Regions from separate parts of the Homo sapiens genome. Here region 1 is linked to region 2. A link is an interaction called in ENCODE POLR2A ChIA-PET data of the cell type or tissue named here. Cell type or tissue: K562. All regions are shown on one strand. Each heading gives the region's core, and the rest is flanking DNA. Links, peaks and the distances in the headings are about the cores only. Region 1 overlaps FEZ1 (fasciculation and elongation protein zeta 1). Region 2 has its middle 35 kb from the start of EI24.

Region 1 (12,382 bases), core at 2,678-10,677, 59 kb before region 2:
ACTATCATCTAGATTCAGTCCACTTCCACAGGTAACTTAGCTATTTAGTCACCTGGAAAAGAGGAAGATGTGACTGGGCATGGTGTCTCATGCCTGTAATTCCAGCAATTTGGGAGGCCAGGGTGGGAGGGTCACTTGAGCCCAGCCTGGGCAACATAGTGAAACTCTGTCTCTACAAAAAAAATGAACAAAATTAGCCAGGCATGGTGGTGCACACCTGTAGTCCCAGCTACTCAGGAGATGGAGGTGGGAGGATTGCTTGAGCCAGGGAGGTGGAGGCTGTAGTGAGCCATGACTGTTGCCACTGTACTCTAGCCTGGGTGACATAGTGAGATCCTGTCTCAAAAATATGAAAGACATAATTCACTATCCTGGACTTCCAATTTCCTCTTATCCAGACAACCACTATCTGCTATTAAATAAAGGTTATAAGGTAAAAGGAGACTGTGTTTTACATCACAGGAATAGAATAGATTGATGAATCGAAAGCCCCAGTAAAAGTGGTAAATTGTGAAAAAAATAATAATGCCTCCTACAGACATATTAACTCAAGCAAATTATTTTGACCTAAAAATGTAAATGTACATTTATTTATTCACCAAGTTCCTAGTGTAGGACCAAGCTTACAATGAAACTCTGAGTAGAGTTCCACAGTCTCTCTTGCATCATCCACATAATAACTTTTTTTTTTCTTTTTTTAAACAGAGTCTCACAATATCACCCAGGCTGGAGTCCAATGACATGATCAAAGTCCACTGCAGCCTCCCTTTCCTGGGATCAGGCAATTCTTCCACCTCAGCCTCCCAAGTAGCTAGGAACATAGGTGCACACCACCACTCATGGCAAACTTTTTCATTTTTTTGTAAAGATTGAGTCCAATACTCCCTCTTTATCTTTACCCAGGCTGGCTTCTAACTCCTAGGCTCAAGTGATCTTCCTACTTCAGCCTCCCAAAGTGCTGTGCTTACAGGTGTGAGCCACCACACCCAGCCCATAACATAATTTTTAAAATGATTTCCTGTTTCCATTTCTTTATAGTAGAAGGTGGGTACACAGGAGATTGGGCACAAATTTATCAGCCCTTCCTCCTCAAACCCTACTAAAATGAGAGTCAAGGGATCAAAAAAGAATAACCCAAAAGGGACAAAGTGAACAGGAGAAAAGGCAACAGCAAGAGAAATGCCAGAAAACAGACGCCGGCCCAGCAGGCTCAGCAGGGTTAAACTTGGCGAGAGCAGGCTGCCCAAGGTAAAGGGGGTCACACAGCAGATACTGAATGGCTCAGGAATTGCAGACCCCGAGGGGCAGCATGGCGGGGCTATGTAAGGAAGATTTGCTGGTATTCTTCATCAAGAATAATGAGACCCAAGTGTCTTCTTCCAACCCAGATAAAAAGGGACTGCATCCTCTCAGCTCAAAAGGACTGTAGACTTCACTCTGAGCAGGTTGAACTGGAGGTTCTGGACTCAGAGCACCAGGCCACCTAAAAGTGAGGGTGAGGGTTCTCACCAAAAACAGAGAGAGGATGTAAGACTCTACAGAATGACTCACCAGACAGACCTCTGGCCTCCTTCCCTGAGTAGGCTCCAAGGACACTGGCAGCTGGTTTATTCTGTCCATCAAGCCATTGGAGAACACCTCTCTATGGATGCTATAAGTCTACAAATACATGCCAACTGTCAAGATCTCCGAACAAGACGCATAGGTCCTTACTGGCACTGTGATCCAGCAGGAAACAAGCCCTGACCCCATAGCCTTCTAGGGCCTCACTTTCTTTTTTTCCAAGGGTTTCCCTCTGTCACCTAGACTGAAGGGGAGTGGCTTGATCTCAGCTCACTGCAACCTCTGCCTCCCCGGCTCAAGCAATCCTCCCACCTCAGCCTCCTGAGTAGTTGGGACTACTGGCGCATGCCACCATGCCCAACTAACTTTTGTATTTTTTGTAGAGATGGGGAACTTGCCATGTTTCCTAGGCTGGTCTCAAACTCCTGAGCACAAGCAATTCACCTGCCTCGGCCTCCTAAAGTGTTGAGATTACAGGCGTGAGCTATCACCAGCCATTTTTTTTAAAATTAATGTTTTTAGAGACAGGGGCTTGCTCTGTTGCCCAGGCTGGTGTGAAATGGTGTAATCATAGCTCACTGTAGCCTCAAACTCCTAAGCTCAAGCGATTCTCTAGCCTCAGCCTCCCAAGTAGCTGGGACTACAGGTGCATGCCACCAGGCCCAGCTAATGCTTTTTTTTTTTTTTTTAATTTTTTGTAGAGACAGGGTCTTACTGTGTTGGCCAGGCTGGTATTGAAAATTCTGGGCTCAAGTGATCCTCCTGCCTTGGCCTCCCAAGTAGTTGGGACTGCAAGTGCACTCCATCCCCTGGCTACCTTTTTGTTTTTTTTGTTTTTGTTTTTTGGTAGAGTTGTAGAGATGGGGCTGGTCACAAACTCCTAGGATCAAGGGATCCCCCTGCCTTGTCCTCCCAAAGTGCTAGGATTATAGGAGTAAACCACCATGCCTGGCCATAAAGCCTCACTTTTAAATATGAAAAGATGCTCAAGGATTGCCAGACATTTGAGAATAGCCCCCAACATGAAAGATGAAAATGTATAGAGAAGAGAAATCAAAAGCAACAGAGAGAGCAGAAGAAACCTCTTCTAAGAAACTGCTATACCTGCCTTCAGAAGGATAACAGAACACCTTGCTTCCTCAAAATGTGTCCTATTTATCAGAATTCATTTAAAAACTACAAAGATGTACACTTACTAAGACCAGAAAAAAATTTTAAAAACACACAAATTCTGTAAAAACTGGAAAGGGCTCTTAGAAATTAAAGGTATGATAGAAAATTTAGACTTTTCCATCGAGCTGAAGGCTGAGAAAGTTCCCTGGAGAGTGAAACAAAATAAGCAGATAGAATTATGGGCGGGGAAAAATATTCAGAAGATCAGCTTCAGAAGTCCAATACTTGAATAAAAGGAATTCTAGAAAGCAAAAACAGAAGAGATGGCCCCTTTCAGCCATGACAGAGTAACTGGTATTGGACTTATCCCTCCTACCATAAACAACTACAATCTGGACAAAATCTATGAGCCAATTGTTTTCAGGCACTGGACACAGGCAGTGCAAGGCTGTGTGTTTTGAAAGAAGGGAAAAACATGAAATAAATGAGATAAATAAATGAAGGCTAAAGGAATCTGTCACCTGTGGCTCTACACCAAAAGAAATGCTATAAAAAGCATTTTGGGTTGAAAGGAAATGATAGAAAATCAGAATCTTCAGGAAAAAATAAGGAATGCCAGAAATGATAAATACATAGGTAAATATTTTAAAAGTATCTTTTTTTTCCTTCTTTTGATTTTCTTAAAAGACAACTAACTGTCTAAAGCAAAAATAATAACTTTGTGTTGTGGAGTATATAATGTAGATTGAAATAAAATATATGACAATTATAGCACAAAAGATGGAAGGAATAGACTTTATACTGTGACAAATGTTTTACATTTTATGTAAAGTGTACAATATTAATTCTAAATGGACTATGATTAATTAATAATGTATAGTGTAACCCCTAGAGAAACCACTAAAGAAAAATACGACAAGGTATAGATAAAAATCCAACAGAAGACATAAGATGCAAAGCCAAAGAATATTTGATTAACCCAAAAGAAGACAAAAAGTGTGGAACAGAGGAACAACAAAACAGCAACAAAACCAGATGGGACAATCAGAAATGAAGACAATACGCTCCAACACAAATTATCAATATTATGCCAAATGTCAATGGACTACACACTATGCAAATAAACTAAACACAATAATCAAGAAGCATAAATTGTCAGACTGAATATAAAAACAAGATCCAAGTATACACTACCTGCAAAAACACACTTTAAATAAAAAGACAGAGATAGGCAGAAACTAAAAGGATTGAGATAGATACACACACACACACACACACACACACACACACTTTGCAAACAGTATGCATAAGAAAGCTTAAGTGGCTACATTCATATCAAACAAAGTAGATTTTAAGATAAGCATTACAGAGAAAGAATGACATTTCATAATGATAAAAGGGTCAACTCATCAGGGAGATGTACTCAGAGCTTCAAAATATATAAAACAAAAATCAACAGAACTAAAGAAATAGAAATAAATGCACAACAATGGTTGGAGATTTTAATAAACCTTTCTCATTAATTGATAGAATAAACAGACAAAAAATATCATTTGGAACACAGGAATTCAACAATACTATCAACCAAGTTAACCTGGTTGACATTTATAGCACATTACAACCAACAATTGCAGAATGTGCATCATTTCCAATGGCATATATTACATTCACTAAGACGTACCATATGCTGGACCCTAAATCAGTCTGAACGTATTTTAAAAGATTTAAGTCATACAAAGTATGTTCTCTGACAAAATTAAATTAGAAATCAATTTTTAACAAGATAGCTATAAAACCTCCCAAGCACTTTGAAATTCAGCAGCAAACTGCCAAATAACCTATGGGTTAAAGAAGAAATTGCAAGAAAAAATTAGAAACTATGTTTTTAATTGAATGATGAAAACATACCCAATCAAAATATGTAGAATTCAGCTAAAACAGTGCTTAAAGGGAATTTTATAGCTTTAAGTTTTTTTAAGTTTAAAATATAATCAAATTTCCTACCTTAAGAAGCTAAAAAAATGAGGGCAAATTAAACTCCTACTAAGTAGAAGGAAGGAAGTAATAAAGCTAAGAGAGGGAATCAATAAACTAAAAAGTTAACAAACAATAAAGGAAATCAAAGAAATAAAAAGTGGTTCTCTGAAAAGATTAATAAAGGTGATAATCCCACAGACCAGCTGACAAGAGAGAGTGAGAGAGGGATGGAGGGAGAGAGAACACAAATTAACAATGTCAGGAATAGAAAAGGGAACATCACTATAAATCTTACAGACATTTTCAATAACAAAACAAAATTATAAACAAATGAATGTTCAATACATTCAATGATTAAATAGATAAATTCCTTGAGAAATGTAACTTATCAAACCTGACTCAGTAAAATTGAATTTGTAACTGAAAATCTTCCACAGAGAAAACCCTAGGCCCAGATGCTTTCACTAGTATAGTCTATCAAACATTCAGGGAAGAAATAATACCAATGTAATACAAATTCTTTCACAAAGTAGAGATAGAGAGGATAATTTCCAACTTATTTTATGACATTAGAACAAAATAAAATTTCAGAAAAAGAACATGATGCAAAAATCTTTAATAAAATATCGGCAAATCAAATCCCACATTATATAAAAAAGATAAAATATCATAACTAAGTGGGGTTTATTTTAAAATAAAATGCTGGTTTAATATTTGAAAACCAATTAATGTAATTCATCACATTAACATGATAAATTGATCTACATATATAAATTGGTCTGTAGATTCTACACAATCAAAGTCAAATTTCCAGCAAGATTTTTTGCAAAAATTCATCTGCTGATTCCAAGATTTATATGGAAATGTAAATAACCTAAAATAACTAAAACAAATTTGGAAAGAAAAAAAAAGGACACAGTTGGAGAACTTATATTACTTTATTTCAAGACTTACCATAAAGCTACAGCAATCAATACAGTGTGGGATTGGCATAAAGATAGACACATTTTAAAATAAATTAGGGATGATAAAAAAAGACACACACATATATATATCATTGAAACAGAAAAAAGAATTCAGAAGTAGATCCGCACATACATGATCAATTGATTTTCAACAAAGATGCCAAAACAATTTAATGGGGAAGGAATAAGATTTTCAATGAATGGTACTGGAATAATTGAATAGCCATATGCAGAAAAATAAACCTTGAAGCCCAGCACTGTGGAGTGCCTCGGTAGTCCCAGCAATTGGGGAGGCTGAAGCAGGTGGATGGCTTGAGCCAAGGAGCTCAAGACCAACCTGGGAAACAGCAACCTGGGAATCAAAAATTTTAAAAAATGAGCCCTGACCCTTACTCCATACTATATACAAAACTAATTTGAAGGCTGGGCACAGTGGCTCATACCTGTAATCCCAGCACTTTGGGAGGCCAAGACGGGTGGATCACTTGAGGTCAGGAGTTCAAGACCAGTCTGGCCAAAATAGTAGAACTCTGCCTCTACTAAAAATACAAAAATTAGCTGGGCATGGTTGCAGGCACCTGTAATCCCAGCTACTCAGGAGGCACAGACAGAAGAATTGCTTGAACCTGGGAGGTGGAGGCTGCAGTGAGCCAATATTGAGTCACTGCACTCCAGCCTGGGCAACAGAGCAAGACTCCATTTCAAAAAAAAAAAAAAAAACAGAAAGAAACTGATTTGAGATGGATCATAGACCTAAATACAAGAGCTAAAATTATAAAACTTCTAGAAGAAAACTTAAGAAAAAAATCTTAGTGACCTTGGGTTTAACAAAGATTTCTTAAATACAACATAAACACAAAGTATAAAAAGGAAAATATCAATAAATTGGACCTCATCACATTTAATTTTCCTTTTCTTTTTTTTTTTGAGATGGAGTCTCACTCTGTTGCCCAGACTGGAGTGCAATGGTGCAATCTCAACCCACTGCAACCTCTGCCTCCCGGGTTCAAGCAATTCTCTTGCTTCAGCCTCCTGAGTAGCTGGGATTACAGGCACGTGCCACCATGCCAGGCTAATTTTTTTTTTTTTTTTTTTTGTATTTTTAGTAGAGACAGGGTTTCACCGTGTTAGCCAGCATGGTCTCAATCTGCTGACCTCGTGATCCACCCACCTTGGCCTCCCAAAGTGCTGGGATTACAGACATGAGCTACCACGCCCGGCCTAATTTTTCTTTTTGAGAGGGGATCTCACTATGTTGCCCAGTCTGGTCTTTAACTCCTGGCCTCAAGCAATCTGCCCACCTTAGTCTCCCAAAATGCTGGGATTACAAGCTTGAGCCACCACACTCAGCCTTCATCACATTTAAAAAACATTTGCTCTTCAAAAGATAATGTTAAGAAAATTAAAAGGCAACCTATAGACTAGGAGAAAATATTTGTAAAACATACATTCAACAAATAATTTTTATCTAGAATTTATAAGAAACTCTTATGGCCAAGCACGGTGGCTCATGCCTGTAATCCCAGCACTTTGGGAGGCCAAGGCAGGCGGATCACAAGGTCAGGAGTTCGAGACTAGCCTGACCAACATGGTGAAACCCCGTCTCTACTAAAAATACAAAAATTAGCCAGTCATGGTGGTGTGCATCTGTAATCCCAGCTACTCAGAAGGCTAAGGCAGGAGAATCACTTGAACCTGGGAGGCAGAGGTTGCAGTGAGCTGAGATTGCACCACTGCACTCCAGCCTGGGTGACAGAGCAAGACTCCAACTCAAAGAAAAAAAGAAACTCTTACAACTCAATACTAAGAACACAAACAATGTACTAAAAAAATGCACAAAAGATTTGAAGAGGCATTTCACCAAAGAAAACATACAGGCCGGGCACAGTCACGCCTGTAATCCCAGCACTTTGGGAGGCCGGGGCAGGTGGATCACTTGAGCTCAGGAATTCAAGACCATCCTAGGCAACATGGTGAAATCTCATCTCTTCTAAAAATACAAAAATTAGCTGGGTGTGGAGGTGTGCACCTATGGTCCCAGCTACTTGGGGAGCTGAGGTGTGAAGATTGCTTGAGTCCGGGAGGTGGAGGTTGCTGTGAGCTGAGATTGAGCCACTGCCCTCCAGACTGGGCAACACAGCAAGACCCTGTCTCAAAAATACACACACACACACACACACACACACACACACACACATTGTAAATAATCACTTGAAAAGATGCTCAATATTCTATGTCACTAGAGAAAAGCAAATTAGAACTGAAATAAGGTATCAATTTTGTTACTACCCATGAAGATGTCTAAATTTTAAAGATTGTCCATAACAAGTGTTAGTGAGAATATGGGACAATTACAGCTCTCAAACTGGGCAACAGTTTGGTAGTTCCTTAAAAATTTAGACATGGGAGTTAAATGATGAGAACAAATGGACACACGGAAGGGAACAATACACACTGGGCCCTACTGGAGGATGAAGGGTGGGAGGAGGGAGAGGATCAGGAAAAATAACCAATGTATACTAGGTTTAATACCTGGGTGATGAAATAATCTGTACAACAAACCCCCATGACACAATTTACCTATGTAACAAACCTGCACATGTACCCCTGAACTTAAAATAAAAGCTAAAAAAAAAAAGTTGAACATACACCTACCATATGACTCAGCCATTCCACACATAGGTTTTTATCTAAGAGAAATGGAAGCATATGTTCACACAAAGACCTACAGAAAAATGTTCACAGCAGCTTCATTTGAAATATGCAAAAAGTAGAAAAAAAACTGTTCATCTATAAGCGAATGAATAAGCCGCTGGTGATATATCCATACAACAGAATACTACTCAACAATAAAAAGAAATGAACTGTTGCTATACTTAAAAACATGGATGAATACCTAATTACATTGAGTTTAATAAGCCAGACAAAAGAAAATGTACATATTGCATGATTCCATTCATGCAAAATTCTAGAAAATGAAAACTAATCTACAACGACAGAAAGCAGATAAGTGGTTGCCCAGAGATTGGGCGGTGAGAGAGAGGGATGAGGAATATGTTGAATATCTTGATTGTGGTGATGGTTTCGCAGATATATGCAGATGTCAAAATTTACCGCATTGCTCACTTTAATATGTGCAGCTCATTATATGCCAATTACCTTTCAATTACGATATGGGGGGAAAAACAGAATAAAATAAAATGATAATATATCATGATGAAGTTGTGTGTATCTCAAGAATGCATGGTTGAGTTGACATTTGCAAATTAATTTATGAAATTCATCACATTAACATCATAAAGGAGAAAAGCTATATAATCATCTCCACAGAGGCAGTAAATAGAAATAATAAATCTTCAGAAAAAATAATAAGAAAACGTCACAATTTGAAGTCATGAGCTTCTATGTTGAAAGGACTCACTGAGGACAACATAATGAAGGAAAAAATTCATTCTAAAGCACATTATTGTAAAATTTCAAATGAGAAAGGAAAAGAACATCCTAAAAGCTTCCAGAAAGAACCAAAAAAGTCATATAATAAAGGAGCAGGAATCTAAAGATGGAGAACAGAGTCAGCCTAAAAAGAAGGACTGGGAATCGGAACAGATTTGGGGTTTCTCAACACGACCTAATGCTAGAAGAGAACAAAGCCCTCAGAATGCTAAATAATAATATTCTTATATATCCTAAAAACCATTTCCTCTGTACTCCTTTCTCAAAAATATGCTGAATAGTTTGGTTTGTTGTTGGTTTTTTTCACCAAAACAAGGAACTATATCTAGAAAGATTTTTAAAATATGGTAACCAGAAGACAGGAGTGGAAGACAAAAGAATCCCCAGCATGAAGGGAAGGACGTTCTCAGGACAGCAGCTGTGCAGCTGATCTAGCGAATGACCAGACCAGTTTGTAGCAGAAAGATGAAAGGTACTAACTGGGATGTTTTCAAGAAAAAAACATGGAATTGACACAATATAGTATCTGATTTATTTAAGCATTGTGTTATTTATACTTTTTAATTTTCTGAAAATTATGATTTTTAACATTTTAAAGATCTTTCTGGTGGGGATAGACTGTACCTTCAAGATTAGCCAATTCTGGCTGGGTACAGTGCCTCACACCTGTAATCCCAGCACTTTGGGAGGCCAAGGCAGGCGGCTCACTTGAGATCAGAAGTTCAAGACTAGCCTGGCCAATATGCAAAACCCTGTTTCTACCAAAAATACAAAAAAAAAAAAAAAATTAGCTGAGCGTCATGGTGCATTCCTGTAATTCCAGCTACCTGGGAGGGTGGGGCAGGAGAATTGCTTGAACCTGGGAGGTGGATGTTGCAGTGAGCCGAGATCGTGCCACTGCACTCCAGCCTGAGTGACAGAGTGTGACTCCATCACACACACACACAAAAAATTAGCCAATTCTTAGAGATAGCAAAGGGCTCAGCAAGCCTTCTATATGCAAACTAACCAAAGCCAAGCCCTGCCGCCTCTACCTGACCTTTACATCCCAGGAGGCAGAGTCCTCTTCCTTAGTCATCCCAGAGTCAGGTACTAGGCACTAAGGACCATCCCTAGTGTTTACAGCTTGCAGAAATTACTCAAACTAGCCAGTCCTAAACTGTTTACCCCATCTCGCCATTCCTGAGGCACTGGCCTGGCTCTCCCCTGGCTCCTTCTGCCTCCAGGGGACACTGGAGCTTCCCCATGTGGCCCCGCATGGCCCCACTATAAAAGTGGAGCTTTATGCAAAAAAAAAAAAAGGCAGCTAAAAGAAATGCAAGCAGTTGCCTGTATGGAGTAGGGAAAGACAAGAAGGCAGGGGTCTACTGTTTTGGGTGGTTGTTTTGTCTTGCACTTACAGTGCATTACTTTCAAAGCATTAATTAACTTTTTAAACTATGTAGACGTGTTACTTTGATTTTAACAAAAAATGACACTCTTTGCAGTCACAATTCAATAGTTGGTACAATATTTAATTAAATTTCTTAGTGCAGTCACAAGGACAGCACAAACAGGTTTGGGGACAACTGATTCTTAAAAATGGACCACTTGGCCAGGTGTGGCGGCTCACACCTATAATCCCAGCACTTTGGGAGGCCAAGGCGGGTGGATCACCTGAGGTTGGGAGTTCAAGACCAGCCTGGGCAACATAGTGAAACCCCATCTCTACAAAAATACAAAAATTAGCTGAGCATGATGGCACATGCCTGTAATCCCAGCTACTCAGGAAACTGAGGCAGGAGAATTGCTTGAACCTGGGAGGCGGAGGTTGCAGTGAGCCAAGATCGCGCCATTGCACTCCAGCCTGGGCAACAGAGAGAGACACCATCTCAAAAAATAAAAAAAATTGTTTTAAATGGACCACTTAAGTGGAGGTATGAGTGCTCACTAGAGAGAAGCATCACAGCTGTGCACATTCAGCATGCCAAGCGCTTTTGGTCGTATGTTTTACAGAAGGAATACAGAGCACTGGTTAATCTGGTAAATCGTTTAAACTTAGGGCAGTTAATAGAGCTCCTACTGTAATTAATCCAGATAATAAAAGAGGATGAAATAAAACAGCCTTAATCCATCTACTTTTGCTACCCTGTCCTTTTCCCATGGGTTAGATAGAAGAAATACTACAAGGAACAGAGCTCAAGATCATCCTTCTCAGGGTCATTCAGTTTGCCCTGAAATATTAACCCTCTTGAGGGAAATCTGGAAATGAGGATAAATTAAAGCCCTTTTGAAGGGCAGGCTATCTTATATATCCTTTGGCTTAATTCACAAAATGAGTTGGAAAGGTGTCAAAAGAGATAACAAAGCAAAATCTGCCTTTTGTACCATGACGGACCTGATTTAATTTCAGTAACTAGATTTATTCCATTATTGCCTCCATCTTCTTTGCGGTTTGGGTAAGTACTAAGCATCATACCTGTAAGCATTACAAGAGAACATGCACAGCCGAGAGTTCAAAACAGGACCTGAGACACAGCCTCCTATGTCTGTGCTGAGGAGGCTTGCAGGAAATCTTAGTCTCAAAGTCATCATCTCACTTGCTCCCGTCAATGAAGCCTTGAGGTTTTGAGTACCTTAGATTGCTAATTACTAGAAAAATGGAGAAGGATATATATGGCTACATTTTCAACAAATCAGTCAACTGCTGATCTCTTTGCTGTGCTATTTTGAGCAATAATCTACAAATATATTGCCGAGTAAGGGGAATCTGTTTCTTGCTCTTTTACTTGGACTCAATTCTGAAACACTTAGAAAGATTAGACCCATCCAACTCTATCACTTGCTGAGCCTGCAGGGCTGTGACAGCCCTTCCTGACGATAAATTGTCAAATTTCCTTCACAACTGAAACTAGAAAACCAAGTGAGGCAGAAATTTGCTTTTAACATAGAGCCATTAAATGATTTTATCTTTTGCTGTGCTCTGAATGTTTATGTCCCACCCCCCAAATTTATATGCTAAAATCCTAATGCCCAAAGTGATGGTATTAGACAGTGAGACCTTGTGGAGGTGATGATATCATGGAGGTGGGATGCCCACAAGTATCTTTCTAAAAGAGGCCCAAGGGAGCACTTTAGACCCTTCTACCATGTGGGGACACAGTGAGAAGGTGCCGTCTGTGAACCAGAAAGCAGGTCCTCACCAGATATTGAATCTGCCAGTGCCTTGATCTTGGACTTCCCTGCCACCAGAGCTGTGAAAATCAACTTCTGTTGTTAATAAATTACTTAGTCTAACGTATCCTGTTACAGCAGCCCAAACTGACTAAGAA
Region 2 (12,382 bases), core at 1,447-9,446:
TAATCCCAGCACTTTGGGAGGCCGAGGCGGGCAGATCACGAGGTCAGGAGATCGAGACCATCCTGACTAACATGGTGAAACCCCGTCTCTACTAAAAATACAAAAAATTAGCCAGGCATGGTGGCAGGTGCCTGTAGTTCCAGCTACTTGGGAGGCTGAGGCAGGAGAATGGTGGGAACCCAGGAGGCGGAGCTTGCAGTGAACCGAGATCGCGCCACTGCACTCCAGTTTGGGTGACAGAGCGAGACTCCATCTCAAAAAAATAAAGGAGTCATACAATATTTGTCCTTTTGTGTCTGGCTTCTTTCATTTAGCAAAATATTTTCAAGGCTTATTCATATTGTAGCATGGATCAGAATTTCTTTTCCAATTCCTTTGAGGCTTTATGGGATACTGTGAAATATATATTTGGTTTTTGTCCCTGTCTCCTGTCATACAACTCCTAATATCCTTGGAACCTCCAAAGACATCAGTGTCTTTATGTATACTAATGAGTTGACTGGTGACTGGCAGGCCCTGGGTAACTTCGGGATGGGGGCTGGTCACTGCAAAGACCAAAGCATCATTAGAGGGTTGGGACTTTCAACCTCACCCCCAAACCTCTGGGAAGGGGTGGGGGTTGAAGGTCAAGTTGATCACTCACGGCCAATGATTTAATCAATCATGCCTACACAATGAAGCTTCGATAAAAACCCAGAACAGGTGGCTTCGGGGATGTTCTGGATAGCTAAATGCATGAAGGTTCCTGGAGGGTGCCATACCCAGAGAGGGCATGGAAGCACCATGTGCCTTCCCTCATAACTCACCGTATGTATCCCTTTATCTGTAACCTTTGTAATGTCTTTTACAATAAACTAGTAAATGTGTTTCCCTGAGTTCTGTGAGCTGCTTTAGCAAATAAATCAAACCCATTGAGAGTGTTTTAGGAAGCCCAATGTATTGTTGACTGGTCAGAAGCACGAGTAAAACAATATGGAGCTTACAATTGGCATCAGAAGTAGTGGGCAGTCTTGCGGGACTGAGCCCTCAACCGGTGGGATCTAATGCCATCTCCAGGTAAACAGCGTCAGAATTGAATTGAATTAGAGGATACTCAGCTGGTGTCAGCTGAAGACCCTGCTGCAGAACTAATTGATTGGTTGTTGGTGGGGAGAAATCTCCATTCATTTCTTGGTGATGAGAGATCACAGAAGTCTTTTATGGTATGATGTGAGAGCAGATGTGAAAACAGCAGATGAGAAAACAGTTTGCTTTTTCTACAGGCTGTAATTTCTTTAATAATATTAAAGGCTTTGGGCAGGCACGGTGGCTCACATCTATAACCTCAGCACTTTGGGAGGCTGAGGCAGGAAAAATGCTTGAGGCCAGAAGTTCAAAACCAGCCTGGTCAACATAGAAAAACCCCGTCTCTACAAAAGAAAAATTTAAAAATTAGCTGGAGGTGGTGGTGCACACCTCTAGTCCCAGCTACTCAGGAGGCTGAGGTGGTGGATTGCCTAAGCCGAGGAGGTCAACGCTCCAGTGAGCCATGATTCTTCCACTACACTCCAGTCTGTTTGACAGAGCAAGACTCTGTCTCTAAAAAAAAAAATAATAAAAAATAAAAATAAATTAAAGGCTTTAATTCCTTGAATAATATCCTATTGCTTGTATGTGCCACATTTCATCTCTCTATTCATCGTTAGTGGACACTTGGGTTGTTTCCACATTTTGGCTGTTGTGAATAATGCTGCTACTATGAACAGACACAAATATCTGTTTGAATTCTTACCTTCACTTTTTTTGGGTATACACCTAAAAGTAGAATTGCTGGATCATAGGGTAATTCTATGTTTAATTTTTTGAGGAGGCACCATAGTGTTTTCTACAATAGCTTCTCCATTTTACCTTCCCACCAGCAATGTACATGGGTTCCAATTTCTCCACATCCATGTCAATGCTTGTCATTTTCTGTTTTGTTTTTGTTGTTGTCATTGTTGTTTATCTATATAGTAGCCATCCTAATGGGAGTGAAGTGGTAACTCATTGTGGTTTCAATTTGCATTTCTCTAATAATTAGTAGTGTTGAGCATCTTTTCATGTGTTTATTGGTCATTACTGAAGAAATGTCTATTCAAGTCATTTGACCGTTTTTTACTCTGGTTGTTTGTTTTTTGTTGTTACGTTGGGAGAGTTCTTTATGTATTCTGGATAGTAACCCCTTACCAGACACATGATTTGCAAATATTTTCTCTCATTCCATAGGTTGTCTTTTCTGTTGATAGTGTCCTTTGATGCACAAGTCTTAAATTATCATGTAGTTCAATGTATCTATTTTTTTTTTTTTGAGACAGTCTTGCTCTGTTGCCCAGGCTGGAGTGCAGTGGTGTGATCTCGGCTCACTGCAAGCTCCACCTTCCGGGTTCATGCCATTCTCCTGCCTCAGCCTCCCGCGTAGCTGGGACTGCAGGTGCCCGCCACTATGCCTGGCTAATTTTTTTGTATTTTTTTTAATAGAGATTGGGTAATTTATCTATTTTTGTTGTTGCTGCCTGTGCTTTTCATGTCTTATCTAAAAAATTATTGTAGAATCCTATGTCATGAAGTTTTTAGTTTATGTTTTCTTCTTAGGGTTTTATAGTTTGAACTCTTAAATTTAGGTATTTGTTTCACTTTGACTTTTTTTTTTTTCTTTTTGAGACAGGGTCTCATTCTGTCAACCAGGCTGGAGAGCAGTGGCACAAACTCAGCTCACTGCAACCTCCGCCTCCCTGGCTCAAGTGATCTTCCCACCTCAGCCGCAAGAGTTGCTGGGACTACAGGTGAACACCACCATGCCTGGCTAATTTGTGTGTGTGTGTGTGTGTGTGTGTGTGTGTGTGTGTGTGGAGATGGAGTTTCGCCATGTTTCCCAGGATGGTCTCGAGTTCCTGAGCTCAAGCCATCCACCCGCCTCAGCCTACCAAATTTCTGGGATTACAGGTGTGAGCCACTCCACCTGGCCTGACTTAATTTCTGTATATGGTGTAAAGTAGAGGTCCAGCTTCATTCTTTTGCATGTGGATATTCAGTTTTCCCAGCCTCATGTGTTGAAAAGACTGTTCTTACCCCATTGAATGGTCTTGGTACCTTGTTGAAAATCATCTGACTTTACATGCAAGGTTTATTTTCAGACTCTATTTTATTCCATTGGTCTATATATCTGTCTTTATGCTAGTACCATGAGAAGTCACTTTTTTTTTTTTTTTTTTTGAGATGATGTCTCGCTCTGTTGCCCAGGCTGGAGTACAGTGGCGCGATCTCAGCTAATTTTTGTAGTTTTAGTAGAGACGGGGTTTCACCATGTTGGCCAGGCTGGTCTCAAACTCCTGACCTCAGGTGATCCGCACACCTTGGCCTCCCAAAGTGCTGGGATTACAGGCATGAGCCACTGCGCCCGGCCTAATTTTTTTTTCTTAAGACAGGATCTCGCTCTGTCACCCAGGTTGGAGTGCAATGGAGTGATCTCGGCTCACTGCAACCTCTGCTTCCTGGGTTCAAGCAATTCTCCTGCCTCAGCCTCCCGGGTAGCTGGGACCACAGGCATGCGCCACCACGTCTGGATAATTTGTGTGTGTGTGTGTGTGTGTGTGTGTGTGTGTGTGTGTATTTTTAGTACAGACGGTGTTTCACCATGTTGACCAGGCTGGTCTCGAACTCCTGACCTCAAATGATCTGCCTACATCCACCCGCCTTAGCCTCCCAAAGTGCTGGGATTACAGGCGTGAGACCGTGCCTGGCCTGAGAAGTCAGCTTTTAAAAGAGCCTTTTTTTTACAGATGATAAAACCAAAACAAAGACAGGTTAACTAACTTATCCAAAGATATACATATAGTCAATAATTCAGAGATTTTAACTTAGTAGTCTGACACCAAACCACAGTTTTAACTACTACAAAAGAAAATGTGCCAAGTGTTTAAGCATAGAACTTCACTTGTGCAAAGTTATGAGTATGAATTTTACTGATATGTTTTGTTAAATGAAAGAACAAATATATAAAATAATATTTTAAATATATTTAAAATGTCAACATTATGACTTATACATTATATTATTATTATTTTTGAGACGGAGTCTCACTCTGTCACCCAGACTGGAGTGCAGTGGCGCAATCTCAGCTTACTGCAACCTTTGCCTCCTGGGTTCAAGCAATTCTCCTGTCTCAGTCTCCCGAGTAGCTGGGACTACAGGCGCCCGCCACCACGCCCAGCTAATTTTTTTTTTTTTTTTTGTAGTAGAGATGGGGTTTCACCATATTGGTCTGGCTGGTCTCAAACTCCTGACCTCAGGTGATCCACCCACGTCAGCCTCCCAAAGTGTTGGGATTACAAGCGTGAGCCACTGTGCCCAGCCGACTTATACATTTTAACTTGAATCACAGTATGCCCAAATCTATGTAATAATGATTTATATCGTAAAAAATCCCCACTCCTCACAACATTTTCAGGAAGATAGGTCTGTGTTTCCAATAATCTTCACCTTAACGGCCCATAGGCCCTTCAATTCAATCATATTTATACCTCAACTCATGATCTTTGGACTCCTCTGTTCTATTCTAGTCCATCTTTTCTTTAATTTTTGAAACACAAATCTGATCTCATTCTCTGATTCAAATGTTTTAATGTGAAGGTTAGAAAATGGCTAAATTGAGCTTGCAGAAATATTTTGTTTGACCTTCAGTTTTTCCAACATTGAAAAAATCAGGAGATTTCTTGCAAAAATCCTGATTCCTGGCCTCTCTTGAAGAATTTGGTTGTCTTGCAACATGTCCTGCGTTGCCATATGGCCGCAACTACTTGCATCTCCACCCAGTTAATCTGCTCTGGGGCCTACAAACATCTGACTTTACAGATAATGCTCTAAGGGTTCCTTGGGGCCTGCAGTACTGTCAGGACAAACTGGTTCCTTAGGCAGCAATGAGATTAGTGAACTAAACGTCCACATATCAACCTGAATGATCTTCAAAACACTGCTGAGTGAAAAAAAGTAAGAAACAAGCTGAGACCTATAGCATAATTTATATAAATTAAAAATATATACATATCATAAAAGAGTTCACATTTCACGAGAAGATACTCCAATAAAATGGACATATATCACACACTTGGAACATTTTATAGTTAAGGACACAGAAAGGGAGGGGAGTATACTAGGAACTGAGAAGTGCCATTAACTCAATAAGCTGGAGCTGATATCCCCCAAAAAAGTGGGAAAAAAAGAAGTTAAAAACTTTTTTTTTGAGACAGAATCTTGCTCTGAATGAATAACATATTTTTCATTTTAGACATTGTAGTTTAAGTCTCTAATTCAATTTGGACCTTTAAAAACCTTCCAGTCTATTTAACTTGCTCATTTTTTCTCTACCTTATTAAACATATGAAATACAGTTAAAGTAACTCTTTTATGCCTTTAGTTATTATATCATTTGTGTCATTTACAGATCTGTTTCCATTGATTGATTATTCTCATTATATGTCATATTTTCCTGATTTTTCCATGTCTGGGCATTTTTGGTTGAATGTAAGATGCTCTGAATGTTTTCTTGTTGGGAGGTGGATATTTTTATATTTATATACATATTCTTGAGCTTTTTTTCAGGGATACAGTTAACTTGCTTGGAACACTTACTTTCAAGGATGGGGATGATGTTTAAACTTTGTTAGGGAGGACCAGAGCAGCCTTTATTACAAGACTAATTTTTCCCAGTCCTGAGGAAATACTCTTTTAGGAATTATTTTAAACAATATCATTTACTAATTATATATATATATGTATATGTGTGTGTATATCTATGTATATATATGCCAAGTGCAGTGGCTCATCCCTGTAATCCCAGAACTTTGGGAGGCTGAGGCAGGCAGATTGCTTGAGCCCGGGAGTACAAGACCAGCCTGGGCAACATAGTGAAGCTCTGTCTCCACAAAAAATACAAGAATTAGCTGAATATGGTGGCCCATGCCCACAGTCTCAGCAACTCGGGCTGCCAAGGTGGGAGGACTGCTTGAGTCTGGGAGGTAAAGGCTGCAGTCAGCCATTTCATGCCACTGCACTCCAGCCTGGGTGACAGAGTAAGACCCTGTTTAAATAATTATAATTGATGTATAAAATTATTATACATAATTATGATATATATATTTCCTTTCTGGCTTATGGAAATGCAAAATATTCCTAGCTCTTTGAGAAGTTTAGGAATTATTTCCTTGAATCATTTTAGTGTCTCTTCCTCAAACTAAGGTAGTTTCCTCATATGCTTACACTGATGTATACTCAGCTGAAGACATGATCTTGGAGCTTCCACCCCTATCTCTGCACTCTTTCCTCTTCAGCATTCTGCCCTGCAAACTTAAGCCACCTTGCCTCCCAAGACTCCCAATTCCATCTTGTAAATTCAGGGAGACTGCTAGGTTCCACCTGGGTTTCCACTCTCTGTGCTGTATCTTCCATACAGTAAGATGGGGCAGAAGTAGGGATCATCTCATTTGTTTCTCCCATCTCAGGGATCGCTGTCCTCTATCACCTGATGTCCAATATCTGAAAACTATTATTTCATGTATGTTGTCAGGTTTTTGTAGTTGTTTCCTGTAGGAGGGTAAATCTAGTCTCTGTTACTACATCTTGGCCAGAAGAAGAAGATAGCCTCATATATAATTTAATTTGATTCTCAGCATTACTCTGGGGCAGATAATATTATTACAGATGAAGATCTGAAGCTTGGAGAAATTAAATAACCTTTTCTAGAGGCTTGCACAGTATATGATGCATGGGCACTAAAACAACATAAACCAAACCAAACCAAAACGAGAAACACAAAGCCTTCCTGATGGTAAGTAAAAGGGCAAATCAAGGATGATAACAAAAATCCTTTTACTCCAAGCACTTTACCCTTTCTGCATTTATCACTGCCTCAGAGCACTGTTGGACTACCTATGTAGCAAAGACATGGAGGGCTGGTTTAAAGTGTTAATGTCTGTGTTCCATCCCTGATATACTAAATCAAAATCTCTGCTGTCAATCCTTAGAATCTCCATTTCTGATAAATTCCCCACCCCTTGCCTTAAGAAATAGAAAAGACTCCACAGAACTTTTAATTTTATCCTCTCTCAAACCTCTTCAAGAATCTTCCTCTAGGTTATCATCCTGATTTCTTCAACTTTCCTTTGTTTCTGGATCTTTCCTTTTATAAAAATATTCTATTTTCTCCCAGCTTAAAAACAGACTCTTGCAAAACCAAATGTAAAATTCTAAGCCCCCCAACCAGTGGAATGGACCCCTCCTCTTGCTCAAGGGCATTCCAAAGTTAACCTGAAAAACTAGTCCAGGCCATGATGGGAAGGGGGGTTAAATATGCCTCATTGTACCCTCCTCCCTTTGAAATTCAGGGACAACTGACCAACATTAACATTAAGACACAGATCTTAAGACTGTCATCCTAAGACTGACATCAAACAGATTCTTTGTAACGATAAGACACTAAATGCCAAACTGACTCTATTATAGCATCACATAACAGATAGCAGGCCCTGAAAGAAATTGAAGTATTTTACCCTAAAATACATTTCTTTGACACATTTTGAAATGGCCCTGTAAAGCTGTCTCTCACGGGGATATCTGCATTCTGTACAGAATCCTCTTCCCTTTCCAGGTCTTTTTCCTGATCCAGGAGAGAATTAACCAAAAGTCTGGCACCTTTTTAAGTCTGATAAGAAACATTTACAATCTATTATCTCTGAAGCCTGTTGCCTGGGAGCTTCATCTGCATAAAAGGAATATTGATCTCCATGACCTTTTATCCTAACCCAGACACTTCATTCTATTGATTCCAGGTCTATAGATAAACTCTTTCAACCAATTGCCAAACAGAAAATCTTTGAATCCATCTATGACATGGAGGCTTCTTCCAACCCTGTCCCCCACCCCACCACTGCTTCTGCTTCCAGTAATCCTTCTGCTCTGGACCAAACCAACATACATCTTACATATACTGATCGATGCTGTATATGTATATGCAAGACTCCGTCTCAAAAAAAAAAAAGGTTAACAGGGAAATAACTTTAAATAATGACTATCACACACAGTGTTGTGAATAATCTAGATAAACTATTAAATAATCAAGTAAATGTAATGAAATAAATGCTTATAAACAAACTTGCCATATAATTTAGAATCTAAGGTTATTAATTGATATTAAGGATCTGGGTAATTTCCAATCCAATTTAAAAATTACAGAAAACCTTTTTTTTTTTTTTTTTAAGATGGAGTCTCACTCTGTCACCCAGGCTGGAGTGCAGTGGCGTGATCTTGGTTCACTGCAAGCTCCACCTCCTGGGTTTACACCATTCTCCTGCCTCAGCCTCCTGAGTAGCTGGGACTACAGGTGCCCACCACCACGCCCGGCTAATTTTTTTTTTTGCATTTTTAGTAGAGACAGGGTTTCACCACGTTAGCCAGGATGGTTTTGATCTCCTGACCTCGTGATCCACCCACCTCGGCCTCCCAAAGTGCTGGGATTACAGGCGTGAGCCACCATACCTGGCAGAAAACCTTTTTTTAATGTTCTTATAAAAGTTCAATATGGAAGGGAGGAGCCAAGATGGTCGAATAGGAACAGCTCCGGTCTACAGCTCCCAGCGTGAGCGACGCAGAAGACGGGTGATTTCTGCATTTCCATCTGAGGTACCGGGTTCATCTCACTAGGGAGTGCCAGACAGTGGGCGCAGGCCAGTGGGTGCGTGCACCGTGCGTGAGCCGAAGCAGGGCGAGGCATTGCCTCACCTGGGAAGCGCAAGGGGTCAGGGAGTTCCCTTTCCGAGTCAAAGAAAGGGGTGACGGACGCACCTGGAAAATCGGGTCACTCCCACCCGAATATTGCGCTTTTCAGACCGGCTTAAGAAACGGCGCACCACGAGACTATATCCCACACCTGGCTCAGAGGGTCCTACGCCCACGGAGTCTCGCTGATTGCTAGCACGGCAGTCTGAGATCAAACTGCAAGGCAGCAACGAGGCTGGGGGAGGGGCGTCCGCCATTGCCCAGGCTTGCTTAGGTAAACAAAGCAGCCGGGAAGCTCGAACTGGGTGGAGCCCACCACAGCTCAAGGAGGCCTGCCTGCCTCTGTAGGCTCCACCTCTGGGGGCAGGGCACAGACAAACAAAAAGACAGCAGTAACCTCTGCAGACTTAAGTGTCCCTGTCTGACAGCTTTGAAGAGAGCAGTGGTTCTCCCAGCACGCAGCTGGAGATCTGAGAACGGGCAGACTGCCTCCTCAAGTGGGTCCCTGACCCCTGACCCCCGAGCAGCCTAACTGGGAGGAGGCACCCCCCAGCAGGGGCACACTGACACCTCACACGGCAGGGTATTCCAACAGACCTGCAGCTGAGGGTCCTGTCTGTTAGAAGGAAAACTAACAACCAGAAAGGACATCTACACCGAAAATCCATCTGTACAGCACCATCATCAAAGACCAAAAGTAGATAAAACCACAAAGATGGGGAAAAAACAGAACAGAAAAACTGGAAACTCTAAAACGCAGAGCGCCTCTCCTCCTCCAAAGGAACGCAGTTCCTCACCAGCAACAGAACAAAGCTGGATGGAGAATGATTTTGACGAGCTGAGAGAAGAAGGCTTCAGACGATCAAATTACTCTGAGCTATGGGAGGACATTCAAACCAAAGGCAAAGAAGTTGAAAACTTTGAAAAAAATTTAGAAGAATGTATAACTAGAATAACCAATACAGAGAAGTGCTTAAAGGAGCTGATGGAGCTGAAAACCAAGGCTCGAGAACTACGTGAAGAATGCAGAAGCCTCAGGAGCCGATGCGATCAACTGGAAGAAAGGGTATCAGCAATGGAAGATGAAATGAATGAAATGAAGCGAGAAGGGAAGTTTAGAGAAAAAAGAATAAAAAGAAATGAGCAAAGCCTCCAAGAAATATGGGACTATGTGAAAAGACCAAATCTACGTCTGATTGGTGTACCTGAAAGTGATGTGGAGAATGGAACCAAGCTGGAAAACACTCTGCAGGATATTATCCAGGAGAACTTCCCCAATCTAGCAAGGCAGGCCAACGTTCAGATTCAGGAAATACAGAGAACGCCACAAAGATACTCCTCGAGAAGAGCAACTCCAAGACACATAATTGTCAGATTCACCAAAGTTGAAATGAAGGAAAAAATGTTAAGGGCAGCCAGAGAGAAAGGTCAGGTTACCCGCAAAGGAAAGCCCATCAGACTAACAGCGGATCTCTCGGCAGAAACCCTACAAGCCAGAAGAGAGTGGGGGCCAATATTCAACATTCTTAAAGAAAAGAATTTTCAACCCAGAATTTCATATTCAGCCAAACTAAGCTTCATAAGTGAAGGAGAAATAAAATACTTTATAGACAAGCAAATGCTGAGAGATTTTGTCACCACCAGGCCTGCCCTAAAAGAGCTCCTGAAGGAAGCGCTAAACATGGAAAGGAACAACTGGTACCAGCCGCTGCAAAATCATGCCAAAATGTAAAGACCATCGAGACTAGGAAGAAACTGCATCAACTAATGAGCAAAATCACCAGCTAACATCATAATGACAGGATCAAATTCACACATAACAATATTAACTTTAAATATAAATGGACTAAATTCTGCAATTAAAAGACACAGACTGGCAAGTTGGATAAAGAGTCAAGACCCATCAGTGTGCTGTATTCAGGAAACCCATCTCACGTGCAGAGACACACATAGGCTCAAAATAAAAGGATGGAGGAAGATCTACCAAGCCAATGGAAAACAAAAAAAGGCAGGGGTTGCAATCCTAGTCTCTGATAAAACAGACTTTAAACCAACAAAGATCAAAAGAGACAAAGAAGGCCATTACATAATGGTAAAGGGATCAATTCAACAAGAGGAGCTAACTATCCTAAATATTTATGCACCCAATACAGGAGCACCCAGATTCATAAAGCAAGTCCTCAGTGACCTACAAAGAGACTTAGACTCCCACACATTAATAATGGGAGACTTTAACACCCCACTGTCAACATTAGACAGATCAACGAGACAGAAAGTCAACAAGGATACCCAGGAATTGAACTCAGCTCTGCACCAAGCAGACCTAATAGACATCTACAGAACTCTCCACCCCAAATCAACAGAATATACACTTTTTTCAGCACCACACCACACCTATTCCAAAATTGACCACATAGTTGGAAGTAAAGCTCTCCTCAGCAAATGTAAAAGAACAGAAATTATAACAAACTATCTCTCAGACCACAGTGCAATCAAACTAGAACTCAGGATTAAGAATCTCACTCAAAGCCGCTCAACTACATGGAAACTGAACAACCTGCTCCTGAATGACTACTGGGTACATAACGAAATGAAGGCAGAAATAAAGATGTTCTTTGAAACCAACGAGAACAAAGACACCACATACCAGAATCTCTGGGACGCATTCAAAGCAGTGTGTAGAGGGAAATTTATAGCACTAAATGCCTACAAGAGAAAGCAGGAAAGATCCAAAATTGACACCCTAACATCACAATTAAAAGAACTAGAAAAGCAAGAGCAAACACATTCAAAAGCTAGCAGAAGGCAAGAAATAACTAAAATCAGAGCAGAACTGAAGGAAATAGAGACACAAAAAACCCTTCAAAAAATCAATGAATCCAGGAGCTGGTTTTTTGAAAGGATCAACAAAATTGATAGACCGCTAGCAAGACTAATAAAGAAAAAGAGAGAAGAATCAAATAGACACAATAAAAAATGATAAACGGGATATCACCACTGATCCCACAGAAATACAAACTACCATCAGAGAATACTACAAACACCTCTACGCAAATAAACTAGAAAATCTAGAAGAAATGGATACATTCCTCGACACATACACTCTCCCAAGACTAAACCAGGAAGAAGTTGAATCTCTGAATAGACCAATAACAGGCTCTGAAATTGTGGCAATAATCAATAGTTTACCAACCAAAAAGAGTCCAGGACCAGATGGATTCACAGCCGAATTCTACCAGAGGTACAAGGAGGAACTGGTACCATTCCTTCTGAAACTATTCCAATCAATAGAAAAAGAGGGAATCCTCCCTAACTCATTTTATGAGGCCAGCATCATTCTGATACCAAAGCCGGGCAGAGACACAACCAAAAAAGAGAATTTTAGACCAATATCCTTGATGAACATTGATGCAAAAATCCTCAATAAAATACTGGCAAACCGAATCCAGCAGCACATCAAAAAGCTTATCCACCATGATCAAGTGGGCTTCATCCCTGGGATGCAAGGCTGGTTCAATATACGCAAATCAATAAATGTAATCCAGCATATAAACAGAGCCAAAGACAAAAACCACATGATTATCTCAATAGATGC

The links. Peaks named below come from ENCODE experiments on the same cell type or tissue, not always from the same donor. Only the 100,000 strongest peaks of a DNase experiment are listed, where the experiment ranks them.
Region 1: POLR2A ChIA-PET joins it to region 2 with 5 read pairs; 3 of 35 experiments call an interaction of 5 or more read pairs at or near these places.

The regions. Positions count from the first base shown.
Region 1 is chr11:125,467,498-125,479,879 of GRCh38, forward strand. All of the region lies in intron 3 of FEZ1 (fasciculation and elongation protein zeta 1), which reads right to left. Among named protein-coding and RNA genes, the nearest start is that of FEZ1, 23 kb to the right of the region's middle. In K562, for the core only: no CTCF peak of the experiment used is centred there; no DNase peak of the experiment used is centred there.
Region 2 is chr11:125,528,015-125,540,396 of GRCh38, forward strand. No RefSeq gene overlaps it. Among named protein-coding and RNA genes, the nearest start is that of EI24, 35 kb to the right of the region's middle. RefSeq lists a cis regulatory region at 4,657-5,130 and a silencer at 6,219-6,513. In K562, for the core only: no CTCF peak of the experiment used is centred there; a DNase peak (open chromatin) is centred at 4,867.